Linked DNA regions of Homo sapiens: regions 1 and 3 are each linked to region 2. The links are chromatin loops, found by intact Hi-C in ENCODE. Cell type or tissue: mammary epithelial cell. All regions are shown on one strand. Links, peaks and the distances in the headings refer to the core of each region. The heading gives the core; the rest is flanking DNA.

What was found. A loop is a pair of places that touch in the nucleus more often than their neighbours do. Peaks named below come from ENCODE experiments on the same cell type or tissue, not always from the same donor. Only the 100,000 strongest peaks of a DNase experiment are listed, where the experiment ranks them.
Region 1: it touches region 2 in a loop (14-fold over the local background); 7 of 110 quality-filtered maps call a loop at or near these places.
Region 3: it touches region 2 in a loop (7-fold over the local background); 18 of 110 quality-filtered maps call a loop at or near these places.

Annotation. Positions count from the first base shown.
Region 1 is chr15:67,046,883-67,051,882 of GRCh38, reverse strand. All of the region lies in intron 2 of SMAD3-DT (SMAD3 divergent transcript), which reads left to right. Among named protein-coding and RNA genes, the nearest start is that of SMAD3-DT, 15 kb to the left of the region's middle. In mammary epithelial cell, for the core only: no CTCF peak of the experiment used is centred there; DNase peaks (open chromatin) are centred at 1,522, 2,232 and 2,982; H3K27ac peaks cover 2,610 bases.
Region 2 is chr15:67,301,937-67,306,936 of GRCh38, reverse strand. All of the region lies in intron 4 of IQCH (IQ motif containing H), which reads right to left. Among named protein-coding and RNA genes, the nearest start is that of IQCH, 50 kb to the right of the region's middle. In mammary epithelial cell, for the core only: a CTCF peak has its summit at 2,989; no DNase peak of the experiment used is centred there.
Region 3 is chr15:67,236,493-67,242,890 of GRCh38, reverse strand. AAGAB (alpha and gamma adaptin binding protein) reads left to right here. Exons shown (of 10, transcript NM_024666.5): 2 at 6,071-6,261; 3 at 6,387-6,398. Among named protein-coding and RNA genes, the nearest start is that of AAGAB, 15 kb to the left of the region's middle. RefSeq lists an enhancer at 1,922-2,011. In mammary epithelial cell, for the core only: a CTCF peak has its summit at 2,459; no DNase peak of the experiment used is centred there; H3K27ac peaks cover 423 bases.

The sequences.
Region 1 (5,000 bases), core at 1-5,000, 260 kb after region 2:
GCTGTTTACACTCCTAGTTTTGGCTTCCTCATCTGTAAGATGAAGGGAGCCGACTGGCATTGCAAGCTGCAAATACATGACTCAGTGCCCTCCTTTCATTACCCACTGCAGACACTGCTACTTAGTTCTTCTCTGGGTTCTTCTCTGCCTTGGAATTCTTCTTTCCACCCTGCCATGGAGCTGTCATTCTTCTAGCTGAAAGCTTTTTGCCTTTGAGACTCTCCTAGCTCTGACCTAATTCCCATAACTAGATGCAAATGACCATGAGAGAGTAACACCTCAAGTTCTTGCCAGCTTTAATCAACTGCTAAACTCTCAGGGCCTTATTCTGCCAAGGCCACCCAGGAGGCCTAGGAGATAAGAGCAGGAGAGGAGGTGATAGAAGAAAAGGAAGTCTAGTGCCTACCAGGGCATCAGGGCACACATTGGGCCTATTGCCTGAGCATCCATTGTGGGCACACACTTCAGGGTGCTTTGTAGAAGAAATGCCACAAGAGAAGAGCCTGGCCTGCTGCCCTTGAGTAGCATGCAGTTAGTTTAATACAAGAGCCAGAAAATATCATTTCTGTTCCCAATGACGTGAGTAGCCAGAGTGGGAACTTGTATATCTAATTAATGGCTCTGTTGTCAAGTGTCCAGGACAGTGCCTGGCACAAAGTAGTCTCTCAGTAAATATTTGAATGAATGAATGAAAAACAAATGTACACACACACTGACAAAGGAACACTCTCCACCCTTGACGCTTCACTGGGTACCGTAGAGTTGAACTCCCAGCCAGCATGGAACTCACATTTTCATGGTGCTTTCCTTCCTCCCCTCAGATTTTTCCAAATGAGGCCATGTTACCTTAATTTAATGTCTAAAATACACACAATTATGCACTCCCCCTCAAACTCAAACCCCACTTTCTGTGGTTTTTGTGGTTTGTTACACATTCATTAAGTGTATTTTTACCGTTGTTGTTATTTTTTTAAGCAGATCTAAGCCCGTTTTAGGTAGAAATGCATTCCTCTTCTTGGGGCTGCAACAGGAAATTCTAAAAACCCTTTGTGGAGGTGCATCTTCCGTGAAGTTAAAGGTTCCAGGCCCAGCCTTCCAGCCACGTGGTTCAGGGTTAGTAGCTGATACTTCTGTGGAAACCTTGTCCATAAAGGGTCAGTTAGCACCAGGGGAGGGGCCTGGCAAGAGGTGAAACTCCAAGCACATCTATTAATTATGAGAGAGAACAACATGTTTTTATTTTGCTGTTCATTTAAACTGGAACTGAGAAAGGTTGCTGGGTCCCCACACATTATCTTCCTCCTCCCTCCTCCCCCCTCCCCCCGCTCCCCTTCCCCTCTGTGTACCTGCATGGGCTTGTGTTTGTGTGTGCACGGGTGCACATGGGTGTGTGTGTGTGTGTTTGCTGGCTCAGACTCTGTGCCCATACTTTGACACATTATTGCTTGGATTTATTCCTCTTCTGGGAAACAGGCACACGTCATTCAATTTAGAAGACGTGGGCTGACATCTACCACGTACAAGACCCCCTTGGCAATCTGGGTGACTCAGGAAGCAGAGCAAGTAGGTGCTTAGACCAATGGCAAAACCCCTCCCTTCCTTGCCCCACTCCTAGGCCAAGGAAAAAAGTTCAGCTTTATTGCATTCATCCAGGATTTTGCAATCAAAATCTCTAGAAGGAAGCTATTTTGAGCTCAGCCCACATGGATGGGTGGCATTTTTTTCAGATTTAGAATTGTTTTTCTTTGAATTTCATATGAGGGAGGACTGATCTTTCAGGATATCTAAGGGTCTTAACCCAGCCCTGTCTTAGTGACAGTCCCTGTGGGAACACGAAGATGAATCACACAAGGTCTCCAGGACAAGACCCACGCAGCACAGTAACCACAGCCTCTCCAAGCTCGAGTCCCTTGGTCTGAAGCTGGTAAAGAGGAGCAAGGAATCCCTGTGACCACAGGGGCCAGGCAGCACAGTTCCAGAGCCCTGGGGCAGAAGCCATGTGCAGGGCTGTCATTCCTTGGGACCAATATGAGTCATATCCAGAGAGCTGGGCATCCTAGAAACATTTTCTGGAAGCAAAATCTGCTGATCTAGGGGTCAGGGGGCTAAGGCTCTTTTTCTAGCTCTGTCAAGAATTCCTTTGAGATCCTGTGTCCAAGAGCCCTTTGCAAACACAAAACCCACATTCCATGGTTTATGACTGACATCCCGTGGGTACCTCCAGCACATCATAGAACTTCTCTGAGAGGCCCTCACCTAAATGATGAGGTAATAAACATGCCTGAGAGAGTGGGTGTGTAAGCCTTTGGGAAGGTATGTGATGGTGGGCCAAGATAAACAGCTTTTAGCATCATCTCTCTTTCCCATCACACACACAAACAACTGCCCCTCAACCGTAATGAAAGCAGCCGGTCCCTGCCAGGCACTGAGCTAAGTTACACGTCTTCATTTATATAGCAGCTCCTTAAGCCCCTCCCCTGATCTCAAGGCCTTCTGGTGAAAGATCCAAGTCCAAAAGTTGAAGGAATCTAATTACATGTGGGGAGAAGGACCAGGTATGGATTCCAGCACTCATTTTGCAAAATGCTTAGAGGATAAAGCAGAGATCTCCTGCTCTGCGGGTGTGTCTCTGTCTTTCCTCAAGATGGCCTGTGGGAAGAGAGGCTGGCCTTGGAAGCGAGAGCCCACCCCTTGGAGCTCCCTCATGTCCTTCCCTAGGCACAGGTGGGTTCTGTCTTCCCTCCAGTGGGGTCCACAGAGCATGTGACCAGGGGCAGAAGTTTTCCCTGGGCTTGAGATGGGGTGTGGGTTTGAGTTTTGCTGCCCTGGGCCTAGAACTCCATTTCCCCATTTGTTTTTTGACCAGGTTGAGACATAGTTCCAGTGTGAACTGATTTCCCCATCTCTGGGCTATGCTATCGCAAATAACTCACACATGAGTAATGTGCCCATGTTTGTGTAGAGTTTATTTAGATAAGAAAAACAACTCGAGGCCTCATGGGAGGGGCTGCTCAGCACCACTGAGCCAGGCGTTTCCTGGGCCTGCCCAGGAGAGCCAGGCCTTCAGGCTGCTGGAGGGTGGCTGAAAAGCCCACATGCTCAGACATCTCCAGGGCCTGCCCATGGGAAGAAAAGTGAGGGATGGAACAGAGGATGGGGAACAGAGGACAGGGAAGCTGGAAGCTGGGTATTGAGTGTAGCTCTGTAGCCATAGTTGTGTGCCCTTGGGTAAGACACTTCAACCCTCTGAGCACTAGTTTCCCCTCTTTGCAAAGGGACAGGTTGGGGGAAAATAATAACAACATCCAGCCACCAAAGGATTGTGGAGATTAAAAGAAATGACCTAAGGGAGAGACTTTGTAAACTGCAGAGGCCAACACACAAGTTAGTTATTAATTAACGGCTGGATTAAGGCCGTGTTTTCAGGCCACACTCAACAGTGGAGTTGGCACAATGCCGGGATTCAAAGGCCTGGGTCCAAGTTCCAATCTGCCAGCACCCAGTCACAAGACCTCAAGCCTCCTCATCTCCCCGAGACCTAGGATCACCTCTGTGAAGTGAGGATAGTGATTCTTCCACCACATAATCCTTGAGGCTCTGTGTTGGCAGTTTTGAAGCAAAGGATAGCTATGAACCTGTTTTGTGAACTGTACAATGTACAAATATGAGATGATGCTGCCAAGTTATTCAAAGGGTCATTCATCAGTGAATCAACGTATCAACAAGCCTATTAGCTGGACAGTTGAGGATACACCAATAAGCCGTCTAGCTGGGGATGAGAAGAGGGAGGGCTGCACGTGAAGGGTTAATTCACAATGTAGAGTGATAGTGGTGAGCAGACTTTTAGGCTGAAGGCTGAAGGGCTCATCCTTTTTAAATTTTGAAACAAGGTCCTGCATTGTCACCCAGTCACCCAGGCTGAGTACAGTGGCACAATCATGGCTCATTGTAGTCTCCACCTCCCAGGCTCAAGCAATCCTCCCATCTCAGCCTCCCAAGTAACTGGGACTACAGGTGCGCACCACCATGCCCAGCTAATTTTTTGTATTTTTTGTAGAGGTGGGGTTTCGTCATGTTGACCAAGCTGGTCTTGAACTCCTGAGCTCAAGCAATCTGCCTGCCTCGGCCTCCCAAAGTGCTGGGATTACAGGTATGAGCCACCAAACCTAGACTCCTTTTTTTTTTTTTTTTTAACCTATAACCCTTTGGGAACAATGTCTTAACACAGTCACTTGTTTAAAAGAAATCTATTTTTTTTAAAGCAGAACTGATTTTTCAAACAAAGAGTTAAACAGAACCCCAGGTTATAAAGCATGAAAGCAAATCTGCTCTGGATGAAACAGGGGTCTGGGCCCAGAGCCAGGACTATGTAGCACCCCCACTCCACCCACTCACTGGTCTATCTCACCAGTCCTACTCCTCAACAGCCCCAGAGGCACCCCCTCCAAGTGCAGAGTTTCTACAGCTTCCAAATCACAGCCTCCTGGTCTGTGAAGCATGTATCCCAGAGACACTCTCACACCAGGAGGCACGTGCATGCATGTTCATAGAAGCATTACTTATGGTGATGATCATTGGAAACAACCTAAATGTCCATCAGCAAGAAAAAGGGTAAATACATCATGATCTATGTACACAGTGTAATTAACTTTGCTACAGTGAAAGTGAATGAATGTGAGCTACATGTATCAACAAAGATTAAGCTCTCAAATACACTACTGAGTGCAAAGAATAAGTTGCAGAATATGTGCTACATTGTATCGAATCTAAAACTAAAAAAATTATATATACTTAGTGATACATATACACATAGTTAGAGTATGAAGATGTGCATGGGAAATAAAGCTTCTAGAAGAAAACATAGGAGAATATCTTTATGACTTTGGGATAGGCAAAGATTTCTTAAATAGGGCACAAAGCATTAACCATAAAGAACTGATACATTCGATTTTCATTAAAATTAAGAACTGTGGCCGGGTGCAGTGGCTCACGCCTGTAAT
Region 2 (5,000 bases), core at 1-5,000:
TAGATTTCTTAATGTGTTGTATTATAAAGTCTAACTGGAACTGGATGTCAGTGAGGGAACATGAACAGTACCAGGGATTTCTTCTTGTTTCCACATACCTTTGAGGACCTACTAGAAAAAATGTTAGAAGGTTGTTTGTTACTATTTGGCAGATTGAAGATATTGAAAAAATCACCAGTGAGTCTCACTTTTAATATGTTTTTGGTAAATTGATTTTACATAACAGAGTCACAGGATATAAAATTCTGAAGATAGTTTTGCAATATGAGTATGTGTGTGTGGCAGGGGGTATATGTGTTTTCAATGCACTAAAATCCTGGCATCAGCCTCTTATTATCAGGAGGAATACACCACTTCATAAGATGGAGAAGATACCAGCTTCTAGGAACAAATAATGGAAATTGGCTACATATTCACATTTGCTCTGTCAAAAATGTCTAAGGTTATTTACAAGCTTTTGACAAGCTGATCAAGTTTCATAAGAAGTAACGAAACACATGGCCCTCGGCAGCCAAATAATAATCCCGTTTGAGTGTTTAGTTCTAAAATGATTAGCTTTGATGATGCCTTTCTAATTAACTATACATCCCAATGCTAGACACATTACTCTAGTTTGGGTAAGTGCTTTTGAAATGATTTTTATAAGTGGTAAATCACAACTGCATTTATCCCCAAATGCTTTATATGACTGTTTAAAACCAAATACCTGAACACACTTCTCTCACAGTACTTTTTGCACAATGCTTCTGTTTTATAAATCCAAAATGAAAATACTGTTTTTCAGTTAGTATTACCATACAACTATATCAACATAAAATGATAGGGTCAACTAACTATTTGATCAAAAGGCCAACAGTTTGAAAAAAATATACACAATGTATATCCAATTTTAAATTGCTCTGGTGTAGATTTTTATGGCATCAAGTTTGATGGAAAAAGGAGATTTAATACAGTAAATGAATATCTATTAGCTATATGTCATAAAAGGGAAGTGCTTTCCCAAATTCTCTTTGCTCAAAGTATGTAGATACAACATCCAAGGCACTCATTCTATTTGGAAATTGGAAAAATACACAATTAATGACTAAGAATCTGCCCCAAGTTTTGGATATAATTTTGAAATCTCTATTTGCTTAAGTCTGAATCTTCATTCAGATTCATAAAGCAAAGCATAATCCTTTTTAAATCTAGAGGTATGCCTTTTAAAACTCCAGTACTCATCAGAAAAAGTTCACATGAAACACAGCAGTTGCCTCGGGCTACAAAGCCTCAGTACTCCTCCAGCTAAGCCAATATTAATTCTAGATGGAAGAGGAAAACCAACAACAAAAGAGAAATCTGCTTCTGTCTGTGTTGCCAGAGAAATAATATTTGTATTTCAGGGGCTTTGGGCTCATGGGAAGCAGATAAAAACCCTTTCACATTATTCACAGTGACATTTTAAATAAAGTTTCAGCAGGAATAAAAATATCTAACTTTCTGGTTATTTCTTAGGCTATAGAAGTATTTGTAAGATAAAGTGCTCTTAAACCAAACCTGTTAGAATAACATAAAGCACATATAAAGAAACTGAAAATATATTTCAGGGTTACACGAATGAAGTAGGCAGTTGAAAATGTCTGTGTAGGAAATTTGGAAGATTAACCTAAGAGACTATTATGCTAGTTAGAAATGGCTTTGCAATTTAATCCTAACATTAATCTTGTTTTTAGTTTTGATTTCACCAAGGCATACATTTAAGAGCTTTTGAAAGAAGCCAAAGGTTAAAAATGTATTTAAAAAAATAGAGATGTTACCTCAGTAATTGTTTTCAGTGTTAGAAATGATCTCAAATTAAATAATTTCCCAGCTAAAATGAAGCACTACTCTTAATTCTCCTAAGAAAACTCCACAACATAGAGTACAATCCTTGCTTTAGGACAAGGTAGCATCTAGTCAATGGCAAAAATGGCATTGACTCTGAGATCTCTTACTGCAGATCTACATTTGACTATTTTTCCCTCTCACTATTTTGCTGACATAAAGGCTTAGTCCCTGCTTGCCTCAGATTTAGAATAATATTCTCAAATATTTGCATATTATGACAGTATACACAATGGAAGAGGATTCTGTGCTGTTGTTTTATTTGGATTTTTCTAGTGGTAAGCCTACTATCAAAGAAATACAATATTTAAAATTTCTCTATTAATTCTTTTTGCTGGTAAATTATTTCCTCGTTAAAATTATGGTACTAGATTATTTAGGAATATCAAATAAAATAGAGAAATCTGAATGAGCTACAAATAAGTCTTCAAAAACAGGCTTACATTTTCTTAATCATTGCTAATTATAAACAGAATGAGAGCCATTTCATCTCCAAAAAATTCCAAAGACAAAAGGATCACAATCTTTACTTAACATCTACATTACATCTTACACTACTAATAAATGACTTTTATTTCTTAAAAAAATAAGAGCTCATTAAAACAACTCATTACTTACACATGCTTTTCTCTGATTAATATATGGCAAACTGATTCCATAGTTCGCATTTACAGCAGCTCTGTGGTGGATGTTTTCAGGATCCTGCAAGATTTTTACATTCAACCCTATCTTTCGCTGAAACAAAGAAACAATGAAACTTTCATGCTGGATGAACAAAAATGCTTACTAACATTTTATATCCTCAAAGGAGTTTAAAGTTCTTTGGAAATAATTATTTTAATGAAATTCTCACTGGAAAAAAATATATTTGGATCTTTTATTTAGGCTGCTAATCAGTCCCTTTTATTCACAGAAAAGGAACTTTGTGTAGATTTTCCTCCGTGTATCCCATTGCTCCCACAAATACATCCTCAGACACATTTTCTTAAAAATAATGCTGGAAGCCAACCAAGGTGGGCAAAGGACTAGATAGAATACCTGGTCTTAATTTCTTTTTAGCTTTCCAGGTCAAGGATTTTGTCAATGAAATCTATACTACAAATACACAGGTAGAGGGCTCCCTTGGTCTGTTAATGTGGCCACTTTCCTCTAGGGACATTTACAGGTAAATCTCAGTTTGGGCCTGGTAAATTTACCACAACAAATTTATCTACTCCTTCACAGAGATTCTCTTATCTGTAAGAATAATTTATGCTTTCATTAGAAAAAAATAAAAGCCTCTTGTCTGAACCACTTATTCCTCATTTTAAATAATTCAAATTAGTTATTGTTGACATGCTTGATAAACCATGAGAGTGGGCCACATAGTGGTGGTGGCAAGGGGCACTAGATAGTTGTCAGGACACCTAGGTGCCAGCTCTCCTCTCGACTGCTGTGTGTGACCTTGGGTAAGTCACTTCACCTCTATGGAAGTCAGTTTCTCTATTCACAAAATGCATGTTAGACTTAATGGTCTCTTGAGGAACCATGCCCAAGCTTTGGGATTCTATGATTTGAGGCTAAAAAATAATTTGGCACGTAGGGAATATGGTATTACTAATAATTTCTAGTCTTTTGTGATTTTAAAAATTGTAATATAATGCATATACCATAAAATTCACCCCTTTAAAGTGTACAATTCAGTGGTTTTCAGTATATTCACAACCATCACCACTATCTAATTCCAGAACATGTGCATCCCCCGAAAATGAGACCTCATACCCATTAGCAATTGCTCCCCATTCCCTCTTCCCACTAGTTCCAGGCAACCAGTAATCTACTTTCTGTCTCTCCTGATGTATCTATTCTGGACATTTCATAAAAATGGAGTCAAAATATGTAGGCTTCGCAACTTTTTAAAAAGGAGGTTAGAAGTATTGTGAGCAACCTAACTGTTTTCCTTTCAATTAAGTGTCTTAGTTTTGAGGGTGATCTGATGCAGTTGTTAAAATGTTGTAGGAATTGGACAGATTTGTTCATGATCCATCTATTTCTTTGACATAAGCATTTATAAAGGGTCTGTGCCTAAGGTCAAAGTGAAGAAGGCTACAAAAATATCTACAGAATGTATGCTAGATAAGCATAGATACGTTTAGGTAAGGTCTTTAACAGATATCCCAAATCTTCCTTTTACTTTTTAATAGCATGGTTTTTTGTTGTTGTTGTTGTTGTTGTTTTGAGACGGAGTCTCGCTCTGTCACCCAGGCTGGAGTGCAGTGACACAATCTCGGTTCACTGAAACCTCCGCCTCCCAGGTTCAAGTGATTCTCCTGCCTCAGCCTCCTGAGTAGCTGGGATTACAGGTGTGCACTACCACACCCGGCTAATTTTTGTATTTTTAGTAGAGACAGGGTTTCACCATGTTGGTCAGGCTGGTCTCGAACTCCTGACCTCGTGATCCACCTGCCTTAGCCTCCCAAAGTGCTGGGATTACAGGCATGAGCCACTGTAGTCGACCAATAGCATTTCTTAAACCAAATCTCCAAATAACTGCCCTCAACTGTCCACTTTATTTAATCTGGGCAAGGATACAGGATGCAAACAAGGCATGTCTATTTCCTTCTCCTTGAGGTACACGTGGTCACAAAAGTAATGTCGTACCTAATTATAAATGGCTTTTCTTCTGTGGGTAACACTCACAGCACTACTCCAGGGTTTTTGCATGGAAGCAGATTGCCTCTTCTATTGAAATTAATACCTGAACATAATTTTTTCCTTCTTAAACTTTCAGAATAATTTCTATTCTACCAAGGATTGGGAAATTGCTAATATGTATTGTATTGACTGGATGTGGGTTTCTGTAATTAGGGTGTTTTTAAAATGTGTGTATTCTGGATACAGAATTGATGGTAATAGCTTCATCTATCACGTCTAAGCTTTGTTAGAACATTTTAATTATGGGATTATTGGCTCATAGCAGTTTTCTTAGTTTTATCATGCTCCATCAAGTTTGTGTGGTTATAGGTCTGGTGTAGGGAGGAAATGGCCAAATACAGAATCACTGTTAAAACTGGCCTTAAAATCCTGTAGTGTTCTGCCTATTGTTAAATTCTGTAGCACTACACATAGTTATTTCTGAAAAGAAATCAGTATGTAAA
Region 3 (6,398 bases), core at 1-5,000, 64 kb after region 2:
CAGTATGTTGCTTTAAGTCAATCCAGTTACTCTTCCCTCAGCAAGTCTATGCTACTCCAGTGACTCTTACCTCAGCAAGTCCATACTACTCCAGTGATCGACCTGTCATATAAACTGCAACAAATACTGCATAAACTTGCACCAGAAGACTGGGGTATGATTACACAGGGAATCTCAGATATGAGTTTCCTGACATTTGTCTGTAAAGTCAACTCTAATGTTGCACAGTTTTAACCTTTAAATACTACCATGCTACAAAGTCCCTTTCCACTGGAGCAGTATAATCTACTTTCAGTATTTAGGGACTAACCTTTTCACAACTACTGCAAAATATTTGACAGAGCAGCACCCACCTTGTATGACATTCTCATGAAGTTGTGGGTAAGAAATTGTAATTGCTTGCAACAGTATGAATCCGATATGATTTTTTTTTTTTTTTTTTTTTTTTTTTTTTTTTTTTTGAGACGGAGTCTCGCTCTGTCGCCCAGGCCGGACTGCGGACTGCAGTGGCGCAATCTCGGCTCACTGCAAGCTCCACTTCCCGGGTTCACGCCATTCTCCTGCCTCAGCCTCCCGAGTAGCTGGGACTACAGGCGCCCGCCACCGCGCCCGGCTAATTTTTTGTATTTTTAGTAGAGACGGGGTTTCACCTTGTTAGCCAGGATGGTCTCGATCTCCTGACCTCATGATCCACCCGCCTCGGCCTCCCAAAGTGCTGGGATTACAGGCGTGAGCCACCGCGCCCGGCCCCGATATGATTTTTAAAAGTCTGTCTTTTCGCTTGCTGGTTAATGAAAACTCTAGGTTTTGAATTTTTCCTAAGTCATATTTTGCTCAGTTCTTTTCTTTCATAATAGCTACTTTTCCTTTCAGCTGACGTCAGACTCTGCTGCCTCCTATAATTTTCCTAATTGCCTTCTCTTCTGTCTCAGCATATGCCTTAGCAGTGGAAAAGAAAAATTTCAACTTTATTTTAGGGGGTGGTCTGGGGTGGAAGGGCAAGGCTAGAGCAGCTTAAAGGAGATGGTTATTTCCTGATTGTAATGTATCTTACTAACTCCTCAGTGCATCTGTAACCTACCTCTAGTCAGGAGTGCTGTCACAAATGTGAAAAAAAGTGAGATGGGAAGAAGGAAATGAATATTTACTGTGCCCAGTGCCTGCACTTTCTTAGACATAGTTTCATTGAATTCATTTAAGCCTTTTGAGGAGTGTTCTCATCCCCATTTGCAGGTAAGGAAATGAGACACCGAGAGGTTAATCTGCCCAAGGCTTTGCAGAGAGCCAGCATGCAAATGCAGGCCTGTCCGACCCCAGGTCTGTGCTGTCTATTTTCCATGCTCTTCTCCCTTCTCGTTAGTACTGGCTTCACAAAGGGAAGAAAGAAGAATGTTGGGTCTCCAGAAGAGTGGATCCCATGAAAGACACTCATATCTGGGGTGAGAGGTTATGATGCTTGGCTGTCAAGGCAGTTTCAGTTTATGAGAAAGAATAAAACCAACTTTGCATTCTGAGAAGAGTGCTGGTTTCCGGAAGGATCATCTTGATTTGAGGTGGCAGCTGTCACTTCCCTCAGGGCATAGAAAATATGATTTAACCACTGGACAACTTTGCTTCACAAAGAATGTCATGATTGGTTAAGTGCACTACTACTGATATTAAAAGTGTACTTAATTACCCTACTACTGAAGGAGACACAAAAAATCCATAACAGTATCAACATGCCTAGTTTAGAATGCATTTGTCTTTTTTGGCTGAGGTGGATAGGTGAGGACATAAGGTAAGGGTTGTGTGTGTGCATGTTTATATATAGATAAAATGTGTGTGTGTGTGTGTGTGTGTGTGTGTGTAGGAGAACAGATATTTGTGGTGTTTGGGGAATTCACCTTGAACTTCATGTTGCCTTCTAATTCATGCTAAAGAGAGTATCACCTGTTATTGATTCTGAACCATAGAAAGCCAGCTGCCTCTTTTCTTTCATTTGATTGGTTACCACATTTGTACTTTCTCTGAGGGAAGGATCATTATTAGGATATGCAGGGAACAGTAGAAAGCTGATTAAAAAGAGGAAGATGTTGGATTACTGAACTGAAATGTTGCCTTGGCACATGGCTTCCTTCAAAGCTCTTGAATCTTATTTCCTGTAACTTACCATATGAGATTATAGGGAAAAGAAGTTGACCAAGGATGTGAGAAAGTAAATGGGAGTTACTGGAGAATTGATGGCTTTGTAAAAAGTTTCTCAAATCGGGATAGAGGTTTATACTTGCACTTAATACTGAAGGAAAGGTTTATGTTTGCTACTAGAACTGGGTTGGCATCTAACTTCCTTTGTAAAAGCACTACAAATTAACTATTGTAAGCTGTGAAATGGAGTTTGTAGTAACAGACCTGGCAAGTAAACACCTAGTGTTTGTCTCTTAAAAAATGATGTATTACAGCTCCACCAGGTGGCTGCCAACAGTGTGAATGAGACAGGCTGGCATCGACCAGGAGGAGGGGAAAGCTGCTCTTGATTTTCTTTGTGCATATCGGAGTCTACAACATAATAATTTAGTGAAGGACAAAGAAGGGAGCCCACTGCAGGTTTTTCTAGGAAGTCTGGCAAAAAACAAAAAAACAACAACAAAAAAACCTCAAGATCACTGTGACTCATCTTTGACATATAAATACCTGAATGTCATAGACAGTTTTCTGATGGGTTAATTGTGCTGCAGATCCGTATATAATTGTGCCCCTATTCTGGCTATTATTTTTGGTGTTCCTAAAAGGGCAGAGGATCCTTTAGGTCTATAGACTAGTTTTGGCTTGTGATTATTAGAGACTCAAGTGTGATCCAGCTCAGGTGCTAAGTATTGTAACATCACGGTGTAGTAGGAAAGAATGTTGGCGAATTGAATCCAGTTTTAGGCTCTGCTCCTATTAGGCAAGTGGCTTCTTTTTTCCTGGGCCTCAGTTTCCTCATCTGTAAAATGAGTGAATTATATTAGCTGCTCTCCAGAAACCTTTAGCCATGTGCACAGTTTGAATAATTTCATTTTAATTTGGAAAAGAATAAACTTGTTAAGCATTTGAAAATCAAATAGAAAACATGAGGGAAGAAAGCTATATTTAGTGTAGACATTTACATTTTTTAAATTAAACTCTACATTATGATATTGGTAATAAGAATTAGAATGAGACAGTCTTTACTATTCTCTCCCTAGCTCTAATATGGCACAGATGTGATAATAAAGTCCATATGCAGCCTTGAAGAAAGTGTTTGATTAGACATAAAATGTTAAAAAAAAATCTGATAAGTAAATTGAGCTATCAACTTGTTTTAGGCAGCACAGAGAATAAAACAAAAACCAAAGCCCACTAGCTACTGAAACACTGAAATGTGAAATTCATTTTCCCAACTTATTGGTTCCATTCCTGTCTAGGTTTGGAGAAAAGAGAAAGAAACAGCTTCTTTCTCCATGTTAAGTAAATGTCTTAATCATTTGAAAATGAAAGTATAAAATTGAAATTGTAAGCACTCTGAGTAACAAACATTGTTTTGTTCTTTTGTGTTCTAAACATTAATAAAATTAGCCATCATTAATGGATCTAAATATTTTAAATTGCAGTTAGTAATTTTAAATTGCAGTTAGTAATGCCATTTTAAGTGATTTTATATTTCTCATGTCGAGGAGCAAAGAAAGCATAACCCCAATTTTTTGATATCAGTTTTTAACAATACAACCAATTTAGGAAATATCAAGAACTGATTATAGCAATGACAGGAATATTAGTCCCCCTGCCTTTGTACTTTGCCCCTTAGCAACAAGTGAATTCATTACTGTATTTTCTTATTTGTGCTTCTCTCCTTTAAAAAATACTCAGTTTGCTATTTTTAAAAATTACCCAAGAATGGGTGGGCATGGTGGCTCATGCCTGTAATCCCAGCACTTTGGAAGGCCGAGGCGGGCGGATCACGAGGTCAGGAGATCGAGACCATCCTGGCTAACATGGTGAAACCCTGTCTGTACTAAAAATACAGAACATTAGCTGGGCATGGTGGCGGGTGCCTGTAGTCCCAGCTACTGGGGAGGCTGAGGCAGGAGAATGGTGTGAACCCGGGAGGTGGAGGTTGCAGTCAGCCGAGATCACGCCACTGCACTCCAGCCTGCGCAACAGAGCGAGACTCCGTCTCAAAAAAAAAAAAAAATTAAGACTGATTTTATGTGGTGGCTCCTTTCACCATTAAAAAGTTAGTTTATACATTTTTTTGCTTTGCTCCTTGTTTTAGTTTCTTTCTTTTATATGTGTATTTATCAGCATATTGTGGTATGTGTGTTAGCTGTGCCAGTATTCAGCTCTTAGAAACACAGCCACGTGTTACTATGCCACCTTCTTGAAGTTTGGAGTGTAACAGTGTAGACTTTGATCTAGTTTTTGTTTTTCTGTGAGACATTTACATGAAAACAACATCTTTGATTTTAATAACTTACCTGTTTCTCCTGTTTATTTCCCCTGAAATTGTCTTAATGCTCCATAAGGGACATAGCAGCTGGTTGCGATGGAATTGACTGACACTAAGTAAAAGATTATGACTTCGGGTAGAAATTAAGTAGAAAGAACTGCTGATTTCTTAAAGAGATGGGATGCACTCAGATTGTCAAATATTGACATAGACCTTCTGTTAATTTAAGAGTAACAATTCTGGTTTTGGTGAAAAAATTTTAAAAGTTAATTTCATGATATGCTTTATATCAAAAATAAAACCTTAAATTTATTTTAAATTTAATTTTTTTGCTAAAAAAAGGGCCGACCTTTTATTCTTCAGAAGATTCGTTCCTCTTAACTGCATGATGAAACTTTACTAATAAAAAGAATTCATGCATGTATATATTCATACACACACACTTTATACATAATGCCTAGCAGTCTTTTGGACTAAATAATTTCCCCATAACTTTATGTTGAGCAAAAATGATGGCAACTTTTCAAATATATAATGTTAGCTCTGGGAGTTAAAATTTAATTTCTAGTTTTCAGTGTCTTGCTAATTATGAGTTTGAGGCACATTTCATTAATACGTGTTCATCTTAGTATGCATTGACGAGGAGTTTGTGACTGTTTTTCATTATATTCTTCTGATAAGTCAATTAATGGCATGTCATTTTACTTCTATAAGCTGATTTTCCACATTTGTATAAAGTGGAGGTTATGGGTATGGGTGTGAGAGACGGGAGTTTAGGTTGGAACAACTTCTAACTTCTCTTCCAGTTGTAAATACTGTATAACATAATGGAAGCAAAATGCTTCCATGGCTCCATAACCATGTCTATATTCATTTGTTCACCATTGACTTGTCTCTTACTGTGGGGATTTCCTGTTATATACATGCTGCACATAGATTTCCAAAAGATTCAGTTATAATCTAAAACATTTATAGTAATTTGCTTGGCTATTACACATTTAAAATTTATCGGAAGTGTCTTGATCAAACAAGAATTTAGGTTGGCTTTCAAAGAATGTGAACAAGGCTGAATATAAATAGGATTGGGGTCATTTATCAGTATCCATTCTTTTATTTCATTAGCTGAATTAATGTCTAAGCATTCAGTCCAAGAAATATATGTAGCTCTTCTATTTTATTAATGGTTTAGCCTTAATCCTATCTTCCTTTTAGTTTGCAATAAGTACAAAATAGTTACAAATTCTAGAAGATTGTTATTGTCTACCTCCTATGAAGTACTTAAGCAATACAATAAATAGAGCTGTCATTCTTTGTCTTCTACTTGCTCTTTTCTGGATATTTGGTTATATGACTGTTTTTTCCTTTACTACTGTCTAATCTAGTTCACAATGATTTTTGTGTTCTTAAAGAGAAAATGTCAATGACTTAAATTATATCACCATAACTTTTATAATCAGATGATCAGAGAATATAGGATTAAAGCTAATAAATGCAGGGTCCTTTGAAATCCTCACATAAAAGGAAACAGCAAAAGTACCAGCTTTATCTGGTATCTGACTGAGAAAATCAACCAATGTATATTGGTTTTGCACTTTACATGGTAATGTTGTCATTTATTTTTAGATATCCTTGGAACAGAAGATCTTATTGTGGAAGTGACTTCCAATGATGCTGTGAGATTTTATCCCTGGACCATTGATAATAAATACTATTCAGCAGACATCAATCTATGTGTGGTGCCAAACAAATTTCTTGTTACTGCAGAGATTGCAGAATCTGTCCAAGCATTTGTGGTTTACTTTGACAGCACACAAGTAAGACTTTGTTTTCTATGAAGGCTTGAATAAGAAATTATTGCATGCCTTCTTTTTTTCCCATTACATTTTGTCTGACTATCTCTTTTCTGTTTTTGTTTGTTTATATTTTTTGTTCCCTCTAGAAATCGGGCCTT